Regions from separate parts of the Homo sapiens genome. Here region 2 is linked to region 1. Evidence: chromatin loops called from intact Hi-C (ENCODE). Cell type or tissue: psoas muscle. All regions are shown on one strand. Links, peaks and the distances in the headings refer to the core of each region. The heading gives the core; the rest is flanking DNA.

Region 1 (8,318 bases), core at 153-8,152:
GGACCCAGCACACAAACCTTCCCGCCATCTGTGGGTGGCTGCGTCTCTTTGGAATCGCAGTGGTGCCTGTGTGTGTTGCTCCCAGGCAGGAAGGAGACTACTACACAAGCTGCCGGGAGGCGCAGCCTGCTAGATGCCTTTAAATGAAGCAAACCCATGGGTGTCTGGTAAAGAAACGCAACTTGAAGAGAATGAAACATGTAAAGATCTGCTCTCGCAATGACACGCAGTGGAAACTGAGTGCTCCCTGCTGTGGTCAGGGCCATGCGGGCTTGGCCCCAGGTGTCACGGGGTCCAGCCTGGGTGCCCTGCTGCTGCCGGGCTGGGGGTTCACGCACCTTCCGGACCATGGGGCTCCCGTCGCTGACCAGCTGGGCCAGCATCATGGCCACGTTGTGGTCGATGGTGGTGGAGTGGTCCGTCCTCTCTGCAGAGTTGCCCACGAACGTGCCAAGGGCGAAGACCGCTGCGCAGCGGACCTGCAAGGCGGCGGGGGGTCACAGGCATGTCCCACACCGGGCCATGCTGCAGCCTGCCTTTCTGCCAGGGCTGTGTGTGCAGGTGAATCCAACCCCACAGGCGCTTGCTCAACAGCTCTCCAGGCCCAAGGCTCTCCTCGCACTATCAGAGTGGCAACGGGGAAGGAGGTGGGGAGCAGCAGGGGCAGCCGCCCAGCTCCAGGGGCAGCTCAGACTGCAGAGGCGGGAGCTGCATTGCCCCGGGAACTGAAACACCAAACCAGGCACCAGGGAATGTGCTGATGAACGAGGCAGGAGTTAGACGAGGGGGCTGGGATGGGCCACAGAGCGTGGGAGGGTGGAAAGAGGGGAGGGCGCAGGCACTCCTGGACGCAGAGGGGCATGGGGGCCCTGAAGTGCACTGAGCACACAGGGCTCAGCCAGGGGAGCGACACTGTGCTGGCCCTGGGGTCCGGGGACCCTGGCTTAGCCCTTGCCTCTGACACCATGTGGTCCTGGGGAGAAGTCACTGTCCCTGAGTCTGCTTCCTCAGCTCTAAAAATGAGCAACACCCTGTGCACTGCACAGGCCGGTGGGAAGAGTGAAGGCAATGGTGCATGAAACTCCCAGAGTTCCAGCCCGCGGCCACTCTGTGGGCAGTGCCCCGCACCTTTCCCAGCTGCACCAGGCACGAGCCACTGGCCTGACTCCTTGCCCGTAAAGTGGAGATCTAGTGGTCCCTGCCTTGCAGGCCACAGTGAGGACGCAGAGCGGCACCCGGACAGCGAGCACGTGACCCCTGCCTCTGAGGTTCCCTCTGGGACCCCCGCTTGCAGCTGTGCCACTGTCCCCGGGAGCGCACTCTGGGCCTGGGTGCAAAATCCCCAGTGGTGTGGTTCTCTTCTCACCAAGGTCCCACTGTCCTACTCTTATTAGCGTGCAGCCCCTGAAGTTCCTGGACACGTGGCCGGCCACACCCGCACGCGAGCAGACCTCTGCCTTACCCCCGCAGTCGGCAGCCAGGAGGACTGGACTCTGAGCCCCCGCCTGACTCACCTCGGGAATGGGGTCGGAGAGGAGGCTGTAGAGCTTCTCATGAGCGCTGTCCCTCACGCCGCACCACCTCGCCGAGTCGAAGTTCTGCCAGATCCTGCCGAGGCAGATGGCCACCCACTGGCGCAGCAAGGGGTGCGGGTCGTTGAGCTGCTCCAGGCAGATGGCAATGAGGTTTCCCTGAAGGCAGGCTTCCTGCAGAGGCGGGACCACAGACAGGTTGGCCTCTGCCTGCCAATGGCAGGCACGTGGTGGGTACCTGCACGGGACAACGGTGGCCACCCATTCTTGGGAAGCCTTGATTTGCTCAATTTTCCCCATTTTAGATTCCTCTGATTCATATTCAGCCTGCAAATGGCTGGCTAGATGAAGGGTCAGAGCCTCTGCTGGACACCCCCTGTCCCCCATGTGGCACCACGTTTCACAGTGGGCCCAGCTCCTCTGCAATGCCAAGGGTGAGCTCTGGGGCTGGGGGTGGCTGGGGGGCTCACCTGCCCCGTGTGATAGCTGTTGACGATCACGGCGAGAATGAAAGCCGTCATGGTCCGGTGTTCAGCCTGGAAAACAAAAACCAGTCCTGGTCGTCTCCCCTCAGTGGAAACTCTCATTCCCAAAGTACAACAGCGTGATCCTTTCGGAATCTTCATGACACGCGTGGCGCATAATTAAAGTAACGAGAGCCAGCTTTACTCCTGGATTTTACGTGGACTCTACAAAAAAGAACAGCTGTTTTCAAAGGCCTTAGAGCTCCAGGCTCGCCTCCCGGAGTGAACAGACTGCTCCTTGGAAGCCCTAACACTGCAAGACGGGCACAGACCTGGTGGATGCCTCCTCTGTCACAGGCCAGCCGTGGCTGTCGGTATGAAGCACCCGGACCTCACCTCCCCAGCCTGCCCAGCACTCTGTGAGCACACGGTCCTGCAATCAGGGGCTTTGGCAGCAAAAGGCATGGAGGCAGCGCTCTAGGTTTCACTGGTTTCTCCTTTCTGCTCTACTGTGACTCATTTTCATTCTGTCCTTTCCTCTGTGCCTCCGCTGACCTGGAAACCAGAGTCTATTTGTAACTTTTTAGCGGTGCCTTAGTTTTTTACACACACGTCGCGCGGTCTAGTGTCCTACGCGCCTCTTGGATTATTGCAGGGCTCCTTGGATTATTGCAGGGCTCCCAGGGTACCTGAGTCCTCCTCTTGTTTAACCCTCCAATTCGCCATGAGTATTCTTCATTTTTACAAATCTATAGATGTGCCAACACGTGTGCCAACTTCTTGGCTTTTTGCCGTGTCCTGCATCTTGCTTTCCCCTCCTGGTTCCGTTTCCTCCTCGCTGACATGTGGTCTTTCTAGCCATGGTCTGTGGGGTTCGGAAGGAGTAAACTGTTGGTGTCTGAACGCTGCTTACTACACCCCCATTCCTGAGTGGTGACTGAGCTGGGTGCAGGTGACCCGACCGTGGTCGCTTTCCTCGCACGCCGAGGGCTCCCCTGTCCCCGGCCGAGAGCCGCTGCTGATGAGAGGTCTGCTGTTGGGGCCGGTGCTGTCTCCTCCTTTGCTAATAACGTTTGTTCTGGGGACTTTTAAGGTTTGTCTTTATGCCTTCGATATTTGCTGTTTTCATTATGATGCGTCTATGTACGAATTTGTTTCTCTTTAACCTTCTCAGGATTCATCCTGCTTTTAAAATCGGAACTCTCCTTTCTTCAAATCTGGAAAATTCTCAGCCACTATCTAATCAAAAACTGCTTCTCTACTTATTCTCCTCTCATTCTGAACCATGCTGGCTACATGGTGAACGTTCCCAGCCCGGCTCTTAGCCCGGCTTTCATATCTTCTCGCTTAGCTTCATGGACGGCGCTCCAGGTGGCTCCTTCATGAATTCTCTTCTTGGCTGTCTGTTCTGTGATTTAATTCATCTCCAGAGTTTTCAATAACAGTGCATGTCTTTTCTTTTTCACAGCTTCAATTTGTTTTTTCAGATCTGCTTATGAGTTTAGAAAAATCAATCGTTTCTGAGGATGAGTAGGAAGCACTGAATGTTTTCTCATAACAGGCACAAAGCACTGAAGAAACAAAACAATGGTTGATGGTTTGACAGAATCATAGCAAATTCTTTCTAGTCAGTCATTTAAGAATATTTATATTATTTATTTATTGAGTGGAGACGGGGTCTCACTCTGTTGCTCAGGCTGGAGTGCAGTTGTACAGTCACAGCTCATTGCAGCCTTGACTTCCCCGGGCTCAGGCGATCCTCCCACTGCAGCCTCCTGAGTAGCTGAGACCACAGGCGTGTGCCACAACGCCAGACAAATTTTTTTGTATTTTTGGTAGAAACGGGGTTTCACCATGTCGCCCAGGCTGGTCTCGAACTCCCGAGCTCAAGCAGTCTGTCAGCCTTGGCCTCCCAAAGCGCTGGGATTACAGGTGTGAGCCACCATACCCAGCCTCCTTTTCATTCTTTCAAACCTGGCTGTGTCCTCAAAACTTCCGCAGGCTCGTGGCTGAGGTGGGGCCGTTCATGTGAGCTTAGCTCACCCTCGCGCCCAAGTCGCCAGTGAGCATTCTTCCTCACTTCTTCATGTGGGATTTGCTTTCTTCCTTATTCTTAAGAATGGGAAGTGATGGTTTCCAAAACTGATACAAAGTATCAACTTTAACTGCCTGTGATGTTTCAATACAACACAAAGTGCACATACTGTTTACCTTTTGGAAAATAGTCCTGTTTGTTTTGTGTTTTAAAAAATCCTTTAGCTTAGAAAACCAACTAGGGGGTGAAATTACATACAAAAGTTCCTTTATACAGCAAAGCCACCGAACACTGTGTAAACTAGCTAATATGTTTAAATATTCTGGCAATATTAAGTTATGTTAAAGAATTATTTAGGATATATCTATTTTGTTCTCATTACTAAGCTGGGAGTTAGAAATTAAAACATTATGAAACATTTATAGAATAACTATACACCCTATTCATGGATTACTAATTTTCAAACAATTTAATACAATAAAGTATACTGAAAATTTAAACTTTCAAACAACCTTCTTTCCTTCCTTTCCTCTCTCCCTTCCTTCCTGAAATGGGGTGCTTCGATATCTTCTTGTGCTCCAAGACCTTCCCAGGCGCCTGAACTCTCATATTACAGACGTGCGGCGCTCACTAGTCTAACGCGGCGGACAGCAGGGAGAGTGGATTTGACTATTTTGCAAAGAAGTCCCAGTGAAAAGAGACTAAAATAAACTAAAACCACCCATGTGTCCGGGTTAACTGAGCTCTTGTTTAGAGACAGACACGAAATAACAGCTGCGCTCATGGTAGTAAGCAAAGGGCCATGTCTAACGTGAAGCAGTTGCTGACCCCGTGGACGTGGCCCCTGCTGTGACCCTTGACCTTTCTCCTGTAGCCCCCGTCAAAAGGCCCCACCGCAGTGCAGCGTGTGGGCAGAGGCGAGTGCTGAGTCCCAAGCCCGTGGAGAGCGTGCTGCCCCGTCCTTACTGGCATGTAGGGGTCCGCCAGGACCGACAGGAAGTACTTGTGGCCGTTGTCCTTCACGAGGTCCGCTTGGCACGACTGGACAGAAAGAGACAGAGGAGAGGCAGTGAGTGCAGTGTCCCGCAGATGCCACAAGCTTCTCATGGTGCGTGAACGAATAAGGGCAGGGACTTCTTATACCTCAATTATTTCCTCCTTTCAAGCCCAGTTTTCATTTGAAAAACAGCTGCAGCCGGTGCCTGCAGACATGCTTTCCTTGGCTAAGAAGGGGAGGGATCCCACGAACGCCCAGAGGAAAGCAGCTCCCAGACGTTTTCTTTCACAACGTCCGGGCACCTGCTGGGGAGTGCCCTGCAGCCCCTGCCTGCACCCCGCTCCTCTCCAGGGGTCCCGCTCCCTCCCTCTGCCCTCCACACTGGAGCACATCCATCCAGCACTCACTCAGAACCAGCCTGTTGGTGCAGACCCGGTCCCGCTCAAGCTTTTCTTGGGGGTTTGCTTGGACTTACAAAATGCTGAAAACCAATCGTGTGTGAGGCAGTAATTCCCAGTGATTTGTGTGCACAGTCCCACTTGAGCAGGTGCTTCCCACTGGCCCCACTTGTTCACCCTCAGGGGCAGCCCCAAGGTGGGAGGTTTCCTGGTGCTAAAGCTGCTGCCAGGCAGGCGACCTTCCCACGCTTCAGGCCATTCTGTGCCTGTCTACACATTCACAGTCACGTGGCCATGACTCGCCTCAGTCGTGAGGACCTACTGTGTGCTGTCAGCACAATCACAGCCACACGGCCATGGCTCGGCACAGTCGTGAGGGCCTACTGGGTGCTGAGCACTAGGTATTTGTGCCCTGCTCACAGTTCCTGAAGGAGCAGCGAGAGGCACCATAGGGTGCTTGGAAAGCGGGGAGAGGGAGGGTCTTGTACTTTTTGGAGACCTCTTTACGCTGATGAGCAGACAGAACTGTCCAGGGCAGTGAGGGAAGAAGGGGAAGGGTGGGATCGAGGGAAAAGACTCCTGCTGCTAGGAAATGGCAGGTCCAGGCCCGGGATGTGGGAGTGGGAGGAGAAAGGGGCAGGGCAGGTGGGGGCAGGGCAGGCGGGGGCAGGGGCAGGGGAAGGGCAAGCAGGAGCAGGGCAGGCGGGGGCAGGTGGCGTTGGGCAGGAGGGGCTGCAGAGCCCAGCAGGAGCTGCAGCCGGGAAGGACATGGCAGGTGGGCTACGGGTCAGACAGGCTGGGTTGGAGCTGGGTCAGCAAGGACAGAGGACGGAGATGATGCCAGGGATGCGAGGATCCAAGTGGAGGGCTGCCCACTGAAGAGGTGGGTTGCGTTTTCATCCCGGAGGGGTTACAGTGGGGCACACTGCAGCTGAGGCATCGATGATGAGACACAAGCAGGGCTGCTCCGGGGCGCGCACAGCCGAAACGCAGAACCTGACCCAAGCCAGGCTTCTAAGATGAGAAGTCACCGCTTATCGGGTGGTGCTGAAGACCACTTTCAGAGGGCAAGGCGGGGGACGGGGCCTGGGGAAGGAGGAGGGACGGGCCCCTAGAGGAAGGGGCTTCCGAGGGTCCTGTGGGCGTCCTGGAGGAAACAGGCCGGCTCTGAGGCTGGCAGTGTTACCGGAAGCCACACCAGGCTGCCTAACTTGGGGACACTTCTGCAAGTGCTGGCTCTGGAAGGGAATAAAATGATCCTGCCTTGGATATTCAGGGGTAACGATAATACTTCGGGAAGTATTTGCCCAAAACCCGAGGAAAAGGGGCAAGATTTGAAACAAAACTAAGTTTCAAGTCCAGGTTCTCCCTCTTACTAGTCAGGGACCCAGGTAAAGTTTTAAAAATCTGTGCTCAGCTGGGCGTGGTGGCTCATGCCTATAATCCCAGCACTTTGGGAGGCTGAGACAGGCGGGTCACAAGGTCAGGAGTTCGAGACCAGCCTGGCCAATATGGTGAAATCCTGTCTCTACTAAAAAATACAAAAATTAGCAGGGTGTGGTGGTGCGTGCCTGTAGTCCCAGCTACTCGGGAGGCTGAGGCAGGAGAATCGCTGGAACCTGGGAGGCGGAGGCTGTAGTGAGCTGAGATCGCACCACTGCATTCCAGCCTGGGCGACAGAGCAAGACTACGTCTCAAAAAAAAAAAATCTGTGCTCAGGTCGTGGAGTCAGAGATGAAACCACGCATGTGAAAGCAGTCTGAAACTGCAGTGCGATGTACAAATCATGGATGCTGTGTTTCTTGGAGAGGGACCCACAGAGCATGGGTTTCTAGGATCAATACCTAGAAACTGAGCAGTGACAGACACTGCATCGACAGAGTGAGGCGTGCGTTCTGCCAGCTCCCAGCATGCTCCTTTCCAGAGGACGAAGGCCATGCAAGGACAGAGGGCCGGAATTTTAAGAACTGGATGCCTGAGGATCAAGAAGAGAACGGCTCTCCAGTGCAGCCCTGCACAGCTGGCCCTTTCCCACTGAGGCAGGAGCAGTTTTGCAGAGGGAATCTGCTGGTTATGCAGCCCAGAAGCCCCTAACCCCGCCATTTCTCAGGGGTGCTCTTACAATGAGGTGTTTCTGCCTCACATCAATACACTGATGAGGCGGGTTATGGGCTGGGCTGCTGGAATGAGAGCTGAGCACGATGGGGAGCGGGTGGTCAGGGAGCCAGGCGCCGGCCTCAGATTGCAAGCTGCTCCCCCGAGCTGAGGAGGCCAATTAAGCAGGCAGTTTTCAAGCAACAACTGGCTTTAGCTGAAGGTTTTGACAAATAAACTGAGATGCATCGACCGCCGTCCACGTAAAGACTCAGCCCAGAGGGCCAGGGCAACAGAAAAAGCACTGGGTTCTGAGAATGAAGGCACCTTCCTTTGTTTTAACCACAGGTTCCACAAGTCAAATCGAAGCCCACACATTCACGGTGAAGCTCCTCAAACATGTCTCACGAGAGTGTAATGAAGCATCACTGACTCAAATCTCACTAATTCTGAATTTGAGGCATGCAAATCAGGGTGGGAGAACTTAGATGTGCCCTTGGTATCGGAGTCTGGCAACTATGTGGTGTATACTACCAGATGTCTGTTCTGATACGGTCATTATGCCAGGTGGGAACCACGGATGATGATGCCTTTTCATACCTTCATTTTCAGCGCTCGGCAGGGGTCATTTACATATCTGTTTAATACACACATTTTCACTAACTCAAACCGCCCCCACCCTCCCCGCAGGCAGGAACCTGGGAGCTCCCACTTCGCTGGCTAGGGGGACTGGGGTGGACTCTCTCGGCTGCTGCTCACTCGCCCAAATTACAAGCACACTTAGACCAAGGGCCTCGT
Region 2 (8,318 bases), core at 162-8,161, 78 kb before region 1:
CAGAATCCTAATCTAAAAACAACGGCCTGAAGCCACGTGGGGAGGCTGCAACCAAGGCCAGAGAGCCGTGCAGGTGGGGCCCGGCCGCACAGGGGACAGGGTGAGGACTCGGCCGCACAGCGGACGGGGTGAGGGCCGCAGAGGGGACGGGGTGAGGGCCGCAGAGGGGACGGGGTGAGGGCCGCAGAGGGGACGGGGTGAGGGCCGCAGAGGGGACGGGGTGAGGGCCGCACAGGGGACGGGGTGAGGGCCGCACAGGGGACGGGGTGAGGGACGCAGAGGGGACGGGGTGAGGGACGCAGAGGGGACGGGGTGAGGGCCGCAGAGGGGACGGGGTGAGGGCCGCACAGGGGACGGGGTGAGGGCCGCACAGGGGACGGGGTGAGGGCCGCAGAGGGGACGGGGTGAGGGCCGCAGAGGGGACGGGGTGAGGGCCGCACAGGGGACGGGGTGAGGGCCGCACAGGGGACGGGGTGAGGGCCGCAGAGGGGACGGGGTGAGGGCCGCAGAGGGGACGGGGTGAGGGCCGCACAGGGGACGGGGTGAGGGCCGCACAGGGATGGACACCCCGAGCGACTCTCCTGGAGGTCCCCAGGGATGGCTTTAGTGCAGGGTCTGAGGGCAGGAGCTTTGCCCCAGCCACTGTGTGTCAATTCCTCCCGGAGTGACGGGACTGGGGCTCTGCTTCCGGGGCGAGTGCAGGGTGGGGCAGGGGCCCTAGAGATCCTGGGACCCAGGCAAGTCCCTCCCTCAGGCAGCCAATGGGCCCCACTGTGGTGTGGGGTAGCCAGGCAGGACCCCTGCTGCCTTGTCCCCTTGCCTCCCATCCCTCTACCCCAGCCCCCGACCCCCGACCCCCACCCACCGCCACACTGACCCAGTGCGGGTGGAAGGCCAGGCAGCTGATGGCGCCGACCCGCTGGCCCATGAAGCCGTCGTAGTACTTGATGTTGTTGATGAGCTCTCCGCTGCTGTTGTAGATGGCGGTGAACTGATTGACGGAGCCACTGTGGGGAGAGAAAGGGTCCCGGCATCACTGCCCTCTTCTTTGAGGATGGAAGATGGGCGCAGATGCCGAGACCGCGGGGACAGGCCGGCTAGACCACGGGGACAGGCTGGCTCGGGGCAGGTGTGACCCTCTGGTCACTCTCACTGAGGACTCGGGCCTGGCAGGGCCCTGAGAGTTTATCCTGGGAGGATGTGGTGGGCAGACATCTTTTGTTTTTATGTCCCCACAGCAGTGAAATCCTCCCCTGCCCTCCTTCAGCTCCTGGGGGCAGGAACACAAGAGCCTCCCGTTTGCACAGAGGCCCGAGGCGGGTGAGCGGTGCAGGCCAGGGAGGTGGGTGGCGCCTACCATGCGATCAGGTCCGCCTGGGGGTGGATGTCCAGGGCCGTCAGCCCCTTCACGATCTGAAGCACATTTACCGACTCAGGCATCCGGGGATCAAAGATGCGCACATCTCCATTGACGCTGCCAAGAGAGGGTCACAGTGACACCTCCTCCCGGAGGCCCCATGAGGGGCCTGGCCAGGGGGACGGTGGAACCAGGTGTGTGGGGTCGCACACCTGTTTGCACACACACTGCTCAAGGAAAAAGCTGCCTGGATGCTCAGCGTCCCCAGTGAGGGCTGCCCAGGTGGGGCCCAGACATGCACCCATACTGGTCTCAGGGCCAAGGCTGTCCCCCACAAGCTCTCTCAGAGCCAGAAAAGGCGCGGAGCTTTCTGGCCTAGAGAAATGACCATGAGCACAGATGCGGGAGGAGGCTGTGAGCTCCTGGTTTCATTTCCAGCTAGAGATTAGATTTCATGCAACCGGGGCCTGCAGTCCCGGGAGACAGAGCCTGGATGGCAGGCTGTGGCCCGAGAGAGGGATGGCCTGGCCCTTTTGAGGCCCCGTGGCTCCTGCCTTCCACCCCCAGCAGGCGTCCATCCCAAGAGTTATGTTTGGTTTTTATATCACAAACAAGGGGGAAAAGAGCATCTCTTTGAAGAAATGCTGGCTTTGCATTCATAAATTACATCTTGCTCTTCCTTTAATAGGCAAATAAATATTCCCTGCTCTTGGTGCTGTATTTACCAAGAGGCAGAACTGAATTTATGTGCAGACAACTGCCACGTGCCTGGCAGACGCGCCGCCCCTGCCACCCTGCCACCCCTGCCCGTGGAGGGAGAGCAGCTGCCCAACTCCCCCCGGAACCCTCCGCAGTTGGCAGCCCAGGAAAGTTCCCAAAGCGCCTGCAGGTCAGGTGTCCCCCAGCAGGGGAGCAGCTGTGGCCCCTGGGCCCCTACGGGCTGCGCCTGATCTTTCTGGCCAGTTCCAGGGCAGGAGTTAATTACTGCCCGAAATGCCATCCCCTTCCAGCTGTTTAAATACCAAGGACGTATTTTAAATGGAGGGGAAAATAATGTTTTTACAGCAGAACGGCTGCTAAATATCGGCGCTCCTCACCTCACACTCACGATGTGGCCGTCGGGACGCTTCTGCAGGGAGGCCTTCACCACCCAGGCTGTGTGCTCCCGGTACGTCATGACGCGGCTGTAGGGGAGGGGGCACGCTCAGCGTGGGGCTTCCCTGAAGGACGTCCCCACCCTTCGGGGCTCTCACCGGGAGCTGCCCAGGTCTGCCTGTGCCAGCGGGTCCGCAGGCCCTCGCCCGTCCGCTCCCCACGAGGGGCTAGTGCTCACGCAGGGTCAGAGCCCCCTCCAGGTGACCTGCTCCAGCAGAGACCCCCTGTGTCCTCCCCAGGCTGGCTCAGGGCTGGGCCCTAGGTCACCGTCAGGCCGCTGGAGGACTGTCTGAGCCACATGGAAGCTGCCCAGAGACGGGGGCCAGGCGGCCATCGCAGCGCTCCCAGGCCCTGCCCACCCTTTGCTTTGCTTCCCTCAAAACTCCTCATTGTGTCTCCCCGATCTGTGCAGACTGGAGGGTCAGGAATGAGAATCCCAGACCTAAAGCTGATGAAGCTGGAGGCACAAGGACCTTCTGGGAATCCTCGCTCTGTGCTGGGTGAAATTTACTTCTGCTGCATGAGCCGTGTGGGCCAAGACGGACTGTCCCCTGCTAGGCCCGGACAGCACCTGCCCACGGGGGTGCTCAGCAGAGGCAGTGCCCGGGGCTGCTGTGCCCACGCGTGTGCCCTGTCCCCTGCCAGACATGGACAGCACCTGCCCACAGGGGTGCTCAGTGGAGGCAGTGCCCAGGGCTGCTGTGCCCATGCGTGTACCCTGTCCTCTGCCAGACGCGGACAGCACCTGCCCACAGGGGTGCTCAGTGGAGGCAGTGCCCAGGGCTGCTGTGCCCACGTGTGTGCCCTCAGACATCCCTCCCCAGACACTTGCTGCATGACCCAGGAGGTGGCAGGCAGTGGCAGTATTCTGTTCAGGTGAGCTCAGAGGTGGCAGGTGCCTGGCTGCGGCCCTGCCTCACCCCGACAGCCTCTGCCTCCAGTCCACTGGCTCATCCCACATGGCCTGTCCCCTGTGCTCCTCCATAGGCTGTGGGGTGGACCTCTGTGGGGCAGACCTTTGTGGGATGGGCCTCAGTGGGACGGGCCTGGCGGCTTTGGGGAGCCCAGGACTGGCCTAAATACGCCACTGCAGGCTCCTGGGGAAGCTTTGCATCTCACTGAGAAACCTGGACCCAACCAAATGGCAGTGACACGGCCCTACCACCTGGAAGGTACCCTGCCAGCACTCGGGGAGGGAGAGGACAGGGTCAAGGTACCATTCGCTGAGTGCCATCCTTCTGTCGTAGACGCGGATGGAGCCGTCACCGAGGCCAGCCACGATGAGTGAGCGGTGGGAATCACAGGACAGACTCGTCACACAGCTGTCTGCGCCCGTAGGGATGTCCTAGAGCCAAACACAGGCAGCCCGGTGAAGACCGGGGCACCGAGCCACCCTCCCTGCTGTCCTGCAGCGCCAGGACCCCTCTTGCTGCCTGCCTGGCTGTGGGGATCACCCTCCCTGGCTGCAGGGGCCTTTCTCTCTATCCAGGGAAGCATCAAAGGCCTGGGGAGCCCAGGAGTCCCAGGGAGAGGCAGGGGCTGGCAGGACAATGAGTCACGCCCTTATCCCTTGGCCCTGGAGGGACAGCCCTGAGGCCCTGAGGCGCCTGGGACCCAGCCAGTGAGGCAGAGGCCAGCCCCACCCCGAGCGGAGGCCTGCAAACGCCTCTGGGAAGGACTGGCTGTCAGTGCCAATTAAACTTCCAACCTCTCTCTGTTTCCTAAAAAGGAAAGCAAAGCACATTTTGGCAAGGACTCCTCACTGGCTGCGTCTCAGAACTTCTAATGAGCTATGGGACGAGTCCAGGAGGGGTCATCTGGCTCCCTCGGGGGCTCTAAGTGCTGGAGAAGCGGGGGCGGGGGCGATGGCACCTGCCAGGGACGCAGGAGGAAAAGGGCCACGAGAGGGAGAGCGCTTTCCACGCACGATGGGCGGTGCTGGGTTGTGCACTCCAGGAGGAAACACAGGCGTGGGGATGATGGGGCCAGACCCCTGCGAGGGGCAGAGCCGGCTCTGGGAGCACCTGCTGCGCTCTGTGCCTCCACCCACCTCTGCAGGAACAGCACCTGCCCCGCAGGCCACCTGGGCCTCTAAGCCCCCACTGGTGACCAGACCCTGAGGATCAGGGTGTCCACGCTGTGCCCTGAGGGCTACGTCTCGTGTGGAGCCACAGCTCCAGACAGGTGCAAGACCCCCCCACCCCAAAGAAGGTGCCATGAAAGCTGCTGGTGCCTCGAGGGATCCACGGTCACGTCAGAGGGGAGGCTGCCCACACGGGAAGGCCTGGGCCAGGTTCTCGGGCTGCTGCTGCCCAGAGCAACCACAGCAGCTTCGAGCAGCTGAGGGTGCCCAGGCCTCCCCTCTGCTGGGCCTGCTCCACACCGCCCTCTACGGCAGCAGGGCTGAGCCATCCCTCCTGACACCAGATGGCCTGCCCGGGAGAGAGGCTGGGTATGGCCTCTGTGCCACACCTCTCCCTGGGGACCCAGAGGAAGGGAATACTGGCTCTAAAGCCACCTCAGGCGCTGCCCCTCACAGTATCTGTGGTCTCGCCTCTGCTCCAAATGAAGTCAATGCAGTTAGATTTCTGCTGAGCGCGGCCTGCTTAGGTCTCTACCACTTTTCCAGGCTGTCTTGGGCAAAACCAATGTACTCCGCTTTTTGTCAAAACTGAAAATAGCAGATGCTTTAAGAAGCAAAGAGGCTTCTGGCCGGGCGCAGTGGCTCACGCCTGTAATCCCAGCACTTTGGGAGGCTGAGGTGGGCGGATCACGAGGTCAGGAGATAGAGACCATTCTGGCTAACACGTGAAACGCCGTCTCCACTAAAAATACAAAAAAAAAATTAGCTGGGCGTGGTGGTGGGCGCTTGTAGTCCCAGCTACTCGGGAGGCTGAGGCAGAAGAATGGCATGAACCCAGGAGGCGGAGCTTGCAGTGAGCCGAGATCGCGCCACTGCACTCCAGCCTGGGCGACAAGGCAAGACTCTGTCTCAAAAAAAAAAAAAAAAAAAAAAAGAAACAAAAATCTTCTGTCTTCTGTAGCGGCTCACACCTATAATCCCAGTGCTTTGGGAGGCCAAGGCAGGAAGATTGCCGGAGCCAGGAATTCGAGACCAGCTTGGGCAAATACTGAGACCCCTGTTTCTACAAAAAGTTAAAAAAATTAGCCAGGCGTGTGGGTGCATGCCTGTAGTCCCAGCTACTTGGTGGTGGGGGGGGGGGGTGAGGTGGGAGGATCACTTGGACCAGGAGGTTGAGGCTGCAGTGAGCTGTGATTGCACGACTGCACTCCAGCCTGGGTGACGCAGGGTGACAGAGTGAGACCCCATCTCAAAAGAAAAAAAAAAACGCCTCCAAATAATTAATCATTCTAATTTACAATTGGTCACCCTACTGATTTCTGACATTCCTTAATTTGCAGAGAGAAGACACTACTTGCAAACACTCAGAGCTGGCGCAGCCTGAGCCATACTGCAGCGCAGGGCTGGGTGTTGCAGTTCACCTTCATCCAGAGGCCTCAGGGAGCCCACGTCTCCTCCCAGCATTGTCCCGGCACTGTCCTCCCAGGCCCTGACTCCACCCCTGGGATGGCCAGGCCTCACCGCACACTTTGCTGGGTTCTGTGACGAGGACCAGCCCTGCACACACTGCCCCACAGGCCCAGGGCTTGGGGGACACCTGCATGGTTACCTGCACCTTCATCTCACGGTCTGTGTCCCAGATCCGGACGATCCGCACGTCTCCTGAGCTCATGAGGAGGCCGGTCTCCTGCTCCCAGTCCACCACCATCCCAGCTCCTGGAGAGATACAGTGGGACATGGCATCACCCCATGGGCCCTTGCCTTGGGCAGGCTTTGGGGCCTGCTCTGGGCAGCAATTTGGCCAGCAGCTACAAGGTACCCCTGCCACCATCGAGCCCATCTGGTGGGTCCATATGCCTCATATGAGCTCCCGCTAGGGACCCTGGTGTGCCCCACGTCCAGGCTGGGGTGACAATTCTGAGCTGGAACTCCCAAGTCCGGGCCGGGATGACAATTCTGAGCTGGAACTCCCAAGTCCAGGCTGGGGTGACAGTTCTAAGCTGGAACTCCCAAGTCCAGGCCGGGGTGACAATTCTAAGCTGGAACTCCCAAGTCCAGGCCGGGGTGACAGTTCTAAGCTGGAACTCCCAAGTCCAGGCCGGGGTGACAATTCTAAGCTGGAACTCCCAAGTCCAGGCCGGGGTGACAGTTCTAAGCTGGAACTCCCAAGTCCAGGCCGGGGTGACAATTCTAAGCTGGAACTCCCAAGTCCAGGCCGGGGTGACAGTTCTAAGCTGGAACTCCCAAGTCCAGGCCGGGGTGACAATTCTGAGCTGGAACTCCCAAGTCCAGGCTGGGGCGACAATTCTGAGCTGGAACTCTGAGTCTTCCCCTGACTCGACTATGCCCCAGGCATCGCTAGAGGGAGCAGAGCCTTCCAGGAACATCTGTCTAAGGTGTCCACTGTTCGGAGCAGAGCCTTCCAGGAACGTCTGTCTAAGGTGCCCACTGTTCGGAGCAGAGCCTTCCAGGAACATCGGAGCAGAGCCTTCCAGGAACATCTGTCTAAGGTGTCCACTGTCCAGAGCAGTGCCTTCCAGGAACATCTAAGATGCCCAACATCCGGAGCAGTGCCTTCCCGGAACGTCTGTTAGGTGCCCACCGTTCAGAGCAGTGCCTTCCAGCAACGTCTGTCTAAGGTGCTCACCATCTGGAGCAGACCCTTGCAGCGACGTCTAAGATGCCTGCCGTCTGGACGCCTGGGCAGAACTGGCAGGTCTGGGTGACTTTAGGAAGGCTGTTAAGGCTTGAAGATGAGGGTCCTCCTTTTGGCCCTATCAAAGCTTGAGGAAGCCGGTTCTTCTGAGACAAACAGGAGCTCGGCATGGGCCACGGGCCGGCAGCCTTCAGACAGCAAGGGGCTGACTCCCGACGGCTGGCGTCAGCAAGGGATGGACGGAGAGAATGGGGCAAGGGCTGCCCTTTGTGTGGGGATTAGACAGAGCAGAGCAACCCCCACCTCACGTGACGGCCTGTATTTAAAACCAGATTCAGTTCTAAAACTGTAATGATAACCATTTTAAGATACAGAAAGGAACACCATAGTAATCCTTGTACCCACCACTCAGCTCTAACTTTGCTAACATTTTACCATTGTTTGCTCTTTTTTTTTTTTTTCATAGAGAAGCATAATTTTAGACACAGTAAAAGCATCGTCTGCCCCTGCGCCTGCCTGGGAGGGCTGTCCCTTGGGCTGAGGGCGCCTCCCAGGGGCTGCTGAGGTTTTCCTGCTTACGCACGCTCATCAACAACGTAACATGCCTTCCACATTTCAAAAAACCTCTTCAGTGTCAAAATGGGGCCTATTTTCTAGCAACTTGCTTCTTTAATGTTAGGCTTTGAGGATTTATCTGGCCCAAGACACACAGCTCTGGTTAACTCATTTAATCTTGCGTTACCTTCCACTGTACAACTAACCCCGTCATTTGAGCTGCCCCTGGCTTTGTGAACCATGTCACAGTCAACAACTTCACGTGTCCTTGCGGGTGGAGAAGGAAGCGCCTAGAACGGAACTGCCAGTCATGTATCCTGCATGACTCTGATCTCCCCAGGGAAGGCCATTTCATTCCCCAAATGGGTGACCATCTACACTCTCGGCAGGACACACACAAGCCAATGTCCCCAAATCCTTATCGATGTGTGGTGTTTGCCGTTTTTTTTCACGACAGACAGTTGCACATATTTTTATATATATTCTGTAACTCGTAGATACTGCAAATATCT

Evidence for each region. Peaks named below come from ENCODE experiments on the same cell type or tissue, not always from the same donor. Only the 100,000 strongest peaks of a DNase experiment are listed, where the experiment ranks them.
Region 2: a loop joins it to region 1, with 2.2 times the contacts of the local background. A loop is called at or near these places in 10 of 110 quality-filtered maps.

Annotation. Positions count from the first base shown.
Region 1 is chr17:80,877,169-80,885,486 of GRCh38, reverse strand. It overlaps RPTOR (regulatory associated protein of MTOR complex 1), which reads right to left. Exons shown (of 34, transcript NM_020761.3): 14 at 4,998-5,072; 15 at 2,003-2,068; 16 at 1,515-1,706; 17 at 339-479. Among named protein-coding and RNA genes, the nearest start is that of CHMP6, 110 kb to the left of the region's middle. RefSeq lists enhancers at 6,296-6,895, 8,113-8,162. In psoas muscle, for the core only: no CTCF peak of the experiment used is centred there; a DNase peak (open chromatin) is centred at 4,996.
Region 2 is chr17:80,955,617-80,963,934 of GRCh38, reverse strand. It overlaps RPTOR (regulatory associated protein of MTOR complex 1), which reads right to left. Exons shown (of 34, transcript NM_020761.3): 29 at 6,205-6,311; 30 at 3,730-3,857; 31 at 2,455-2,541; 32 at 1,358-1,474; 33 at 878-1,007. Among named protein-coding and RNA genes, the nearest start is that of CHMP6, 32 kb to the left of the region's middle. RefSeq lists an enhancer at 4,031-4,548. In psoas muscle, for the core only: CTCF peaks have their summits at 2,278 and 4,931; DNase peaks (open chromatin) are centred at 1,054, 2,204, 4,114, 4,824 and 2 weaker places; H3K27ac peaks cover 4,035 bases.